2 separate regions of the Homo sapiens genome follow, and region 2 is linked to region 1. Evidence: chromatin contacts called from ENCODE Hi-C data. All regions are on one chromosome and are shown on one strand. The core of a region is the stretch at or near the end of the contact, and the rest is flanking DNA. Distances in the headings are between cores, read along the strand shown. Region 1 has its middle 13 kb from the start of FYB2. Region 2 has its middle 5.5 kb from the start of TACSTD2.

Region 1 (4,382 bases), core at 1,457-3,956:
TTATTCTTACAAAACTTTAAAAAAAAAAACACTGCACTGTCAAGAGAGACAGGAAGTCAAAATCTGAGCATATTTCAAGAAGTCGATATCTGAGGATATTTTAGGAAACTCATTGTCAGAGGTTAGGAAGTTGAAACCCATAATGTCCAGTTAACTTACAGATTTCTGAAAGGTTAAATGACCATTCTGAGTGATCACAAAATAATATTAACCATCTACCCCTACAACTTCTTTCTTACGTCAAGGGAAAAAAAACATACCAATTGTGGCACCCATTTTTGGTAGACTCGCTAGAATACACTTATCCCTGCTCCCCTTTCCCTCGGCTTTAAAACATTATTAAAAAAAAAAATGTGTGCTTTCATACTTCCCCCACTCCCACTTAAATCCCTCTGTGAGTTAAGGAAAAGCTGGTTCCTCCCCCTCCGTCCCTCCCCCCCTGCCTCCACCAATCAGATTCCCACCAGCCCCAAATGTGGGAACTGATTGGCAGTTCATCAGCACATATTCTCCATCTCAACAAAGGGATGGGTTCACTTGTAAGCATATGATCTAAGCCAGTCCAATCAGGGGATTTTTTTTCTCGAAATATTGGGATGGGGTTTCCTCTTGCCCTTAAAGCTCACTAGGAACATGTAGTAGCAGGAGCTGCTGACAGCCATCTTTGACCATCAGGGGAGTCAGGTTAAGAATGAAGCTTTACCAAGCAGAATAAAGAGTGGTCCTTGAGTTGCTGAATGGATTAAACCAGGTCTAAGGCTTCATCTAGGCTTGAAGTTTCCAGCTCTGGAAGCCAATAAAATCCCCTTTCAGTTCGCCCATTGGAGTTGGATCTTCTTTTTCTTACAAATAAAAACCTGGGTAATAGCCACAAAAATGCTCTTCCAGCATGAAAATATTGCTTGTGTGAAGCACAATGGCTTTTTTTTTTTTTTTTTTTGAGACGGAGTCTTGCTCTGTCGTCCAGGCTGGAGTGCAGTGGCGCCATCTCGGCTCACTGCAAGCTCCGCCTCCCAGGTTCATGCCATTCTCCTGCCTCAGCCTCCCGAGTAGCTGGGACTACAGGCGCCCGCCACCACGCCCGGCTAATTTTTTCTATTTTTAGTACAGACGGGGTTTCACCATGTTAGCTAGGATGGTCTCGATCTCCTGACCTCGTGATCCGCCCGCCTCGGCCTCCCAAAGTGCTGAGATTACAGGCGTGAGCCACCGCGCCCGGCCTCACGATAGCTTTTAAATCAGCATTTATTCAGCCCTGATAGATGCCAAATGTTTTCACATACATTGTTTTGTTGATTCTTTATATATTTACCCTATCTTTAGATGAGGAAATGGTGGCCCAGGGGGATTCAGTGACTTCCTTTAATAGTCAGGGTAGTTGAACCTGGCTGCTCTAACAAACAGTCATCATATCTCAGCACTTTACCATATATATGAGTATTTCCTGCTCACATCACAATCTAATGAGAATTAGGTGGCTTTCCTGGGTGGGTGTCCTTTAGATGATGATTCATGGATTTGGTTCACCTCCCTTGTGTGATCCTGACGTTTTGGAATATTTTGTTTCCGTTGGTGTGGATTTAGAGACAGAGTGTGTGAAAAATCTTCAGGGAAGCTTCAGAGGTAAGGCCTGGAAGTGTGGCATCACTTTTGCCCACGTCCTACTGTCCAGAATCTAGTAGCGTGGCCAACTGCAAGGGAGGCTGGGGAACAGTCTTCTTCGTGCCCAGAGGAAGAGGGCGAGCATCTCCCTGTCACCCCTGTGGAGGGCCATCCCAGGATCCCTCCTGGTGCAGCTTGTAAGTGGGGCCGGGATTCTAAGCTAACCGTCTCGTTCTACCGACTCCTTCCGCGTCTGTTTCTCTTGCTTCTCTTCCTTTTTCTCCTCCGCCTCCACCCCCCATACACAGTCGTATTTAGCTAATCCCCTCCATACGTAGTTACACTGCTTATGCAAAGGTCAGCTGATATTTCTTCCCTCAGTATCTTCTTAAGGGAAGAAGAAACCCCCAGCCCCCCTGACATTTGATAGAACCACAGAGGCTGTTGTTACTTGAGAAAAATGTTCACCACATAATAATGTATATGAGGAATTGATCATTTACTTACCCTCAAAGCAGATGGACTTTATAAGCAGAAGTGCTCTGTAATGCAGGCATGACTGGGAAGAACAAATCACATTTCTCTGTGTACTTAGGGGAGAAAGAATTAATTCAAATGCAGGGTCTGCCGCTTCAGGTCCATTTACGGAAGCCGCAATCCTGCACTATGACCACCAGGGGGAGCGCTAGGCCCATCCCTGCACAGGTAGCTATTTTTAGAGGTTGCTTCTAGCCTGGAGGAAGAAACGAAAGAAATAAAAGACTATGATACTTTTTTTTTTTAACCGGACCAACTTATAAATTATTTGTAAGTCCAATAAAAGGCAATTATCAACATTTCCTACTATTTCAGGAGTAATATATTCTATGTTAGAAAAAGATGCACTTTATTCCATGGCTATGATTCAGACAATGGGAAATTGGAGACAACCACAGCAAAAAAAAAAAAAAAAAAAAAAAAAAAAGATTGTTACCCTGTGTAAATCTTTGTCTTTAAAACCCAAATCAGAGGATGTGAATTCTGGCCCTAGTGGGCATGAGATATTTGCCCTGAAGGCTGTGGAATTTGATGGGCTGGGGAAGGCGACTGGAAGGTATGTGTGTGATGCGTGTGCAGTAACACTGTGTATAACTCTCATTCTTTCCACAGCACAAGGGAAGTGAGTCAGAGTACTCTTGTCCAAACAACTGAATAGTGAGCAATAGCAAATTGTTTTAGGAAATATAGTTTTATTATTTCTAACTCTGTAGGCATACAATATAATAATGAAGCTCAGAAGATATTCTCATATATGTATGTATATATATATACATACACACAGACATATATATATACACACAGAGAGAGAGAGAGAGAGAGAGAATGTGTGTGTGTGTGTGTGTGTGTGTGTGTGTGTGTGTGTGTGTGTGTGTGTTTCGCTATGTTGCCCAGGCTGGCCTCAAACTCCTGGGCTCAAGAAAATGTGTCCTCCTGCCTCAACCTCCCAAAGTGCTGGGATTACAGGTATGAATCACTACTTCCAGCCAGAAGAGATCCTCTTCTAATAAACAAAATTGTTGTTTTCAAAGAGCCCTCCTATTCTTTCCAATCAATTGTATGAGCATCACTCTCTTGCCAAGCAGCAGTGTCGTGTGATGGGACAAGCATGGTTCCTTGACTCCAGAAAAACAGAGCCTGAACCTTGCCTCTGTGAGTCAGTAAAACTGAGACTTTGGGCAAATAACTGAACCTCCTCCATCTTCGGTTTCTATAATACAATACCTATCTCCCAGAATGAACACAAACCTGGAATGAGACAGTATACATGAGTACCTAGCTCAATAAATGTTAGCTTTCTACTTTGATAAGGTCTCTTGTTTCCCTACAGATGGCAACAAATACATTTGAACAGAGTTGCTGGATTCTACATTGTCACATATTCTGAGTCTGTGGGCCTGGATGAATGAGGTTTTGCTTTGAAGCCATTGTAGGGATGAGGAGTGGGTGAAGGTGGACCCGCTCGGGTGTGGAGGCAGGCTTACCGAATCCCTTAGCTCTAAAGAAAAAGCATGTTTCCAGGGCTATGTGTTCTCCAGAGAACTGAGGCCCTTCACTGAGCTGAGAAGGCCTTTTTCTCAAGCACAGGGAACAAAGCAGCAGGCAGTGGGAATGTGAACCTGTAAACCAAGGCTCCCATCAGCTGCTGTGACTACTTGGAGACCTTTTCCTGACTGTGTGACAAGCAGAACAATAAGAGCTGATAAAGCTCAGAGCCTCTGCTGGGGCAAACGACTGAATGTTTGTGTGCCCCCCAGATTCATAAGTTGAATCCTAACCCCCGATGTGATGATATTTGGAGGCGGGGCCTTTGGATGGTGCTAAGGTTATGAGAGTGGAGCCCTTACAAATGGGATTAGTGCTATTATAAAAGGGGCCATGGCACTATTCACAATAGCAAAGACTTGGAACCAATCCAAATGTCCATCAATGATAGACTGGATTAAGAAAATGTGGCACATTTACACCATGGAATACTATGCAGCCATAAAAAAGGATGAGTTCATGTCCTTTGTAGGGACATGGATGAAGCTAGAAACCATCATTCTCAGCAAACTATCGCAGGGACAAAAAACCAAACACCACATGTTCTCACTCATAGGTGGGAATTGAACAATGAGAACACTTGGACACAGGAAGGGGAACACCACACACTGGGGCCTGTCGTAGGGTGGGGGGAGGGGGAAGGGATAGCATTAGGAGATATACCTAATGTAAATGACAAGTTGATGGGTGCAGCACAC
Region 2 (4,764 bases), core at 2,231-4,730, 1.7 Mb after region 1:
GGATGAAAGCCTGAACTCAACTATCCAAAACCATCCTCGTCATTTCCCTCACACCAAACATGTTCCCATCCCTGTGTTCCCTTTCTCAGAAAATAGTGCCACCAACCAGTTATGAAAGCCAAAAGCTACAACCATTCTTAACACTTCCCTTGTCCTCACAATCCCCATATAAAATCCATCCCCAAGTCCTGTTGATTTTATATCTGAAATATCCCTTCAGTACATCCACTCCTCCCCATCATTATCACTATTTTCTATTCCTGACCCTCATCCAAGCTGCTTTTTTTTTTTTTGAGATGGGGTTTCGCTCTTGTTGCCCAGGCTGGAGTGCAATGGCACGATCTCAGCTCACTGCAACCTCCTGCCTCCCAAGTTCAAGTGATTATCCTGCCTCAGCCTCCCAGGTAGCTGGGATTACAGGCATGTGCCACCACACCTGGCTAATTTTGTATTTTTAGTAGAGACGGGGTTTCTCCATGTTGGTCAGGCTGGTTTCGAACTCCCAACCTCAAGTAATCCACCTGCCCCAGCCTCCCAAAGTGCTGGGATTACAGGCGTGAGCCACTGCGCCTAGCATTCCCAAGCTACCTTTACCTTTCACCTGAAATACTCCTATTACTGGTCTTTTATGGTTTCCTTGCCTCTATTCTTGTTCCTTTTCAGTCTATTCTCCACACTCCAGCCAGAGTGATCTTTCCAGAACATGAATCTGCTTATGTCACCCCTGCTTTAAAACAAATAGTTTTTTCAAGGATTTCTCTATGCTGTTGACAGGGGAGGGGGTGAAGTTATGTCAATAGGAAAGTAGAGGACCCTTATTTCTTCACACAAAGGCACCTACCAGGCCATTTGCCAAATTTGGCACTGCAGGGTTAAGTCCAACTAGATAGGAAGCATTTTTCTACCTTGTCTGCACAAGGGGTGTGCCCTTTGTGTCATTTGCACAAAGGTCAGAATACTTAGTAGGCTTGAAAGGCCTTCCATAGTCTGTTCCCAGCCCACTTCCTCAGTCACAGGCAGCACCAGTCTTCTTGCTACCCACAATCCACCCATTCTTGTCTACTCTCAGGTCCTCAGATAATCCACACTTCCTGCTGCTTCAGGACCTTTGCACATGCTGTTCTTCCTTACTGAAATGCTTCTCTTCATGCATAAATAACATCTGCTCATGCCTTACATCTCAAATCAAGCATCAATTCCTTAAGGGTCCGACTTCCCCCAAGACTAGGTCAGAACATTCATATTTGCTTTTTTTTCTTTAGAGCACGTATCTCATTTTTAAATTGCACCTTAGTTACATGATTGTGTTGTTAATGACTCTCTATGCTGTAGTCTTTATGTTCATTAAAGGCAGAGACTCTACCAGTCAGGATTCTTGGCTGTAAGCAACAGAAAAGGATTCTGGCTAAACTTAAGCATAAAAGGAATTTATTGGAGGATTTGGATTAAGTTCACAGAATCAGTGGGAAGGCTGGTGAATCAGACCCAGAAAATGAACAGGACCTAAGGTTGCCTAGGCAGCAGGGGATGTGGCCAATGTCAAGCTGTGGGGCAATCCGATTGGGATATTCTACCAACGCTGCTGCCACTGGACACTGGCACCCATGGAACAGCTGTGCTCTTGACAAAGCCAGTACTGTTCTGAGAAAATTTCTCAATTGTCCTGATCTATGGCTTCATATCCTCTAGGTCTCTGCCCAGGCAGGAGAGTTCAATTGGCTGAGCCATGTCACATGCCCATATCCCACCTGCCAGGGAACAGGACCATCAGGCCTCCCATCAAGGTTCACACAATGTGGGTGTTTCCCCCATTGAAAACATTGTGGGGATGCCAAGTAAGAAAAAAAAGAGCAGCAGAGAAACCGTATCTGTTCAATTCATATGTTCCCCAAACTAGTATGATATCTGGCATCAAATAAGACAAAAAATATTTGAGGGAACAAATAAATGACCAACGCTAGGCATCTCTGAGGACACAGACTGTCCAACTTGTGCCTGCTTCAGGGTAACTGCTCACAATCACTGGGGCCTTTGCACTCCAGCTAGAGCCAACACTGGTCAAACTGGCTGCTTAGTCGAGATCACCCCAGTCCCACTGAGGTCAGATGAGGAGCCAGGAGCTCTATGAGCTAGAGTGAGTGGATATTACTAGACCCATTTTATAATGCAAATGTGAGGTTCAGGGAGGTGAACTGCCATATTCAAGATAATACAGCTGGAAAGCAAGAACAAGGACTTGAAGACTCATCTGCTGGCATAGTTTAGTACCTTTTCCCACCTTCTGTATTATGTTGCTTCAATTGCATATGACAATGTGCTTCACATAAAAATATTTGGGTGGCCAGGACATTTCCTCCAACAGTATCAGATAACAAGGGAGTGGAGAGTGCTGAGGCCACCTAAGAGATCAGCTACATCCAGCATGGGAGAAAGCTGGGCACAAGGATTCCAAGGAGTTAATGCTTATCTAGTCAAGATCCCTTTCCTTGCAAGGAGACAAGATGCCTTGGTAAGCTGAGCTGCCTGCTGATAAACTGCTGGTTAACATGTTCAGGCTATCACTGTGGATCATTTATCTTTCCCTTCTTACCCAGATCAATTTGGCCTCCTTGTACATCATGAACCTAAGAATTTCCACTGAAATTGATGACATATGGCTTGCTGCAGTGCCAGGGGACACAACCCCCCTGTTTACAGTATAATTCCCTAATAGTGAATGGGCCCAGCCCCCCATCCATCCCCATCCCTCCCAACAATTCCTTCTTTGAGCTCACTATAAAAGGCTATAATGAAACCTCTAATGATATTTAGCAATGACAGGGAATGGTTCCAGGAGGGAAATTACAGCTGGAAGATGTCCACCACGACCTGCTAGTAATTGTAAAGGAAATCTACTCAGGTCTCAAAGGGTCCTTTGTTTTATATAAACAGGAGGCTTCCAAGGTTGTTCTAGCCTCCTCTAATAGCAGAAGTCTATGGAGAGATATCTCCTTCAGAAAGTGGAGTGGAAGTTCTGTTCACATTACATTAGAAAGAACTCACTCATTACTAGTATTTTTCCCCCAAGAACTTGGGGGACCTTCCTCTAGTTCTAACAAGAGTGACTATTTACTAAATACATCATCAGGAGACTAACCAGGGAGGCAAGTGGAACACCAGACAGGATAGAGTCAGGGTGTTAGAGCTCTAGGGTGGCTCTGCCCCTCTCTGTCTGACTTGGGTAAATCCATTCTCCTCTATGAGCTTCAGTGTCTTCATCTATAGAATCAGAATGTTGAACTAAATGACTCTCTAAGCTTTTTCCAGCTCTGACATAACATTCTGTGATTCCACTTGGAAAATGGTAAGCAAAAAATTTGTAAGCAGAGGGAGGAATGGGTGATCTTTAAAAAAATGCTTCAATAAAAGAAACAGAATGGATAAAGCCCTGGTGACCTACACAAGGAAATCAGTCAAGTGTCCTCAGGAGGCTCAGAAGGCAGGCTGCAACTTGCTGGGCAAGCCACACCTGCTCCTCACATTCCTTCCAAGGGCAGCCCCAGGTCTGAGCTCTCGGCAGTGAACCAGTGAACTGTAAGGTATTTTTTTGTTTGTTTGTTTGTTTGTTTTTGGTGGGGAGGTGGGTGGAATCTTGGAGGCAGCTGCTCAATCCCTGAAGATAGCTGGTTCTTAAGACCCGACCCCAGCAGAGGAAAGCTGATTTTCAGAACAGAAGCATGAGGGGGCTCTTCCTTGGAAGAAGTGAGTAAAAAAAGGCATCTTAACCTGCTGGCTACCCAGCAGGAACAGGAGGAAATAAGTATAATGGAGACATGTGGCTAGTTTTTACAGCTAATAGGTAAAACACATCTTTAAAGCACATTAACAGTAAAAATCTTAGCTACACAAGGCAAAAGTCCCAAGCCCCATATTTGGTATATGCAGGGTGTGTGTTCATGAATTTACTCAATGTCTTTCAAATCTCAGTTTGCTGACATGTGACATGGATGTAATCTAAACAATTTAAAGTACATGAAACTTTCACTAAGCACCAGATTGTTTCAGACGCTCATATCAATTACTTCATTTAATATTCATAATAGCGAGAGAGGGATTTATAGTTTCATTTAACTAATGAGGAAACAGGGGAGGTAAGTGACTTCCTGACCCAAAGGAATAAGATTTGACCTCAGGTTTGTCAACATTTGGGTTACTTCCAGTAAGTCAATGGCTCAAAGAAGATTATATGTGTGAAAACGCTTTGCAAATTATAAATGCTATAAAGTGCAAGAAGTCACAGTCCTGAATTAATGCAGAAACCTAAATATCATCCAGAAGCAACATTCTGATGGAGTAAGGGGCTTTTTCAGGGAGTCTGCTTTGTTCAGTTGCCCACTGGATCCTTTATTTTCCAGGCAGACAAGTGAGTTTTTAAAAGTGACTCTTGAAACAATGAGGCTTTCTGGTTCCAGCTGTGCTACAGAAACATTAATCTTGAGAATTCACTTGCTCTTTTCATGTGTGAAATGCGGGGTTAGGTCACAGGTGATCACCAAGGTCACTTCCGTCAAAGCACTTCAGTGACTCAGAAGTGGAAAGCACCCAGTGAGACCTAGAGTGGGGAGTCTCACTCTCATTGTTAGAGAGCCAGTTCTAACTTCAGGTACTTGGGCCACCCTTCCTACTGTAGGAGAGCCTGCTCACATCCACCCTCTCCCCTTGGTAAGTCTTATTTGACCCTGGAAGGAAGTTTGGAGCCTGGAGGAGTTTCTCCCTTGATGAGTG

The links. Hi-C counts contacts between places; a loop is a spot of excess contacts on that map. Pooled maps may share reads with other maps.
Region 2: a loop to region 1 is called in a pooled map, with 7 times the contacts of the local background. The contact joins two enhancer-like sites. A Hi-C loop is called at or near these places in 2 of 50 pooled maps.

What each region holds. Positions count from the first base shown.
Region 1 is chr1:56,829,790-56,834,171 of GRCh38, forward strand. No RefSeq gene overlaps it. Among named protein-coding and RNA genes, the nearest start is that of FYB2, 13 kb to the left of the region's middle. Within about 2 kb of position 2,707, at least 4 of the 41 ENCODE cell types and tissues checked have a DNase peak (open chromatin) inside an H3K27ac peak, as active enhancers do.
Region 2 is chr1:58,569,376-58,574,139 of GRCh38, forward strand. No RefSeq gene overlaps it. Among named protein-coding and RNA genes, the nearest start is that of TACSTD2, 5.5 kb to the right of the region's middle. RefSeq lists enhancers at 4,355-4,554, 4,705-4,764. Within about 2 kb of position 3,481, at least 9 of the 41 ENCODE cell types and tissues checked have a DNase peak (open chromatin) inside an H3K27ac peak, as active enhancers do.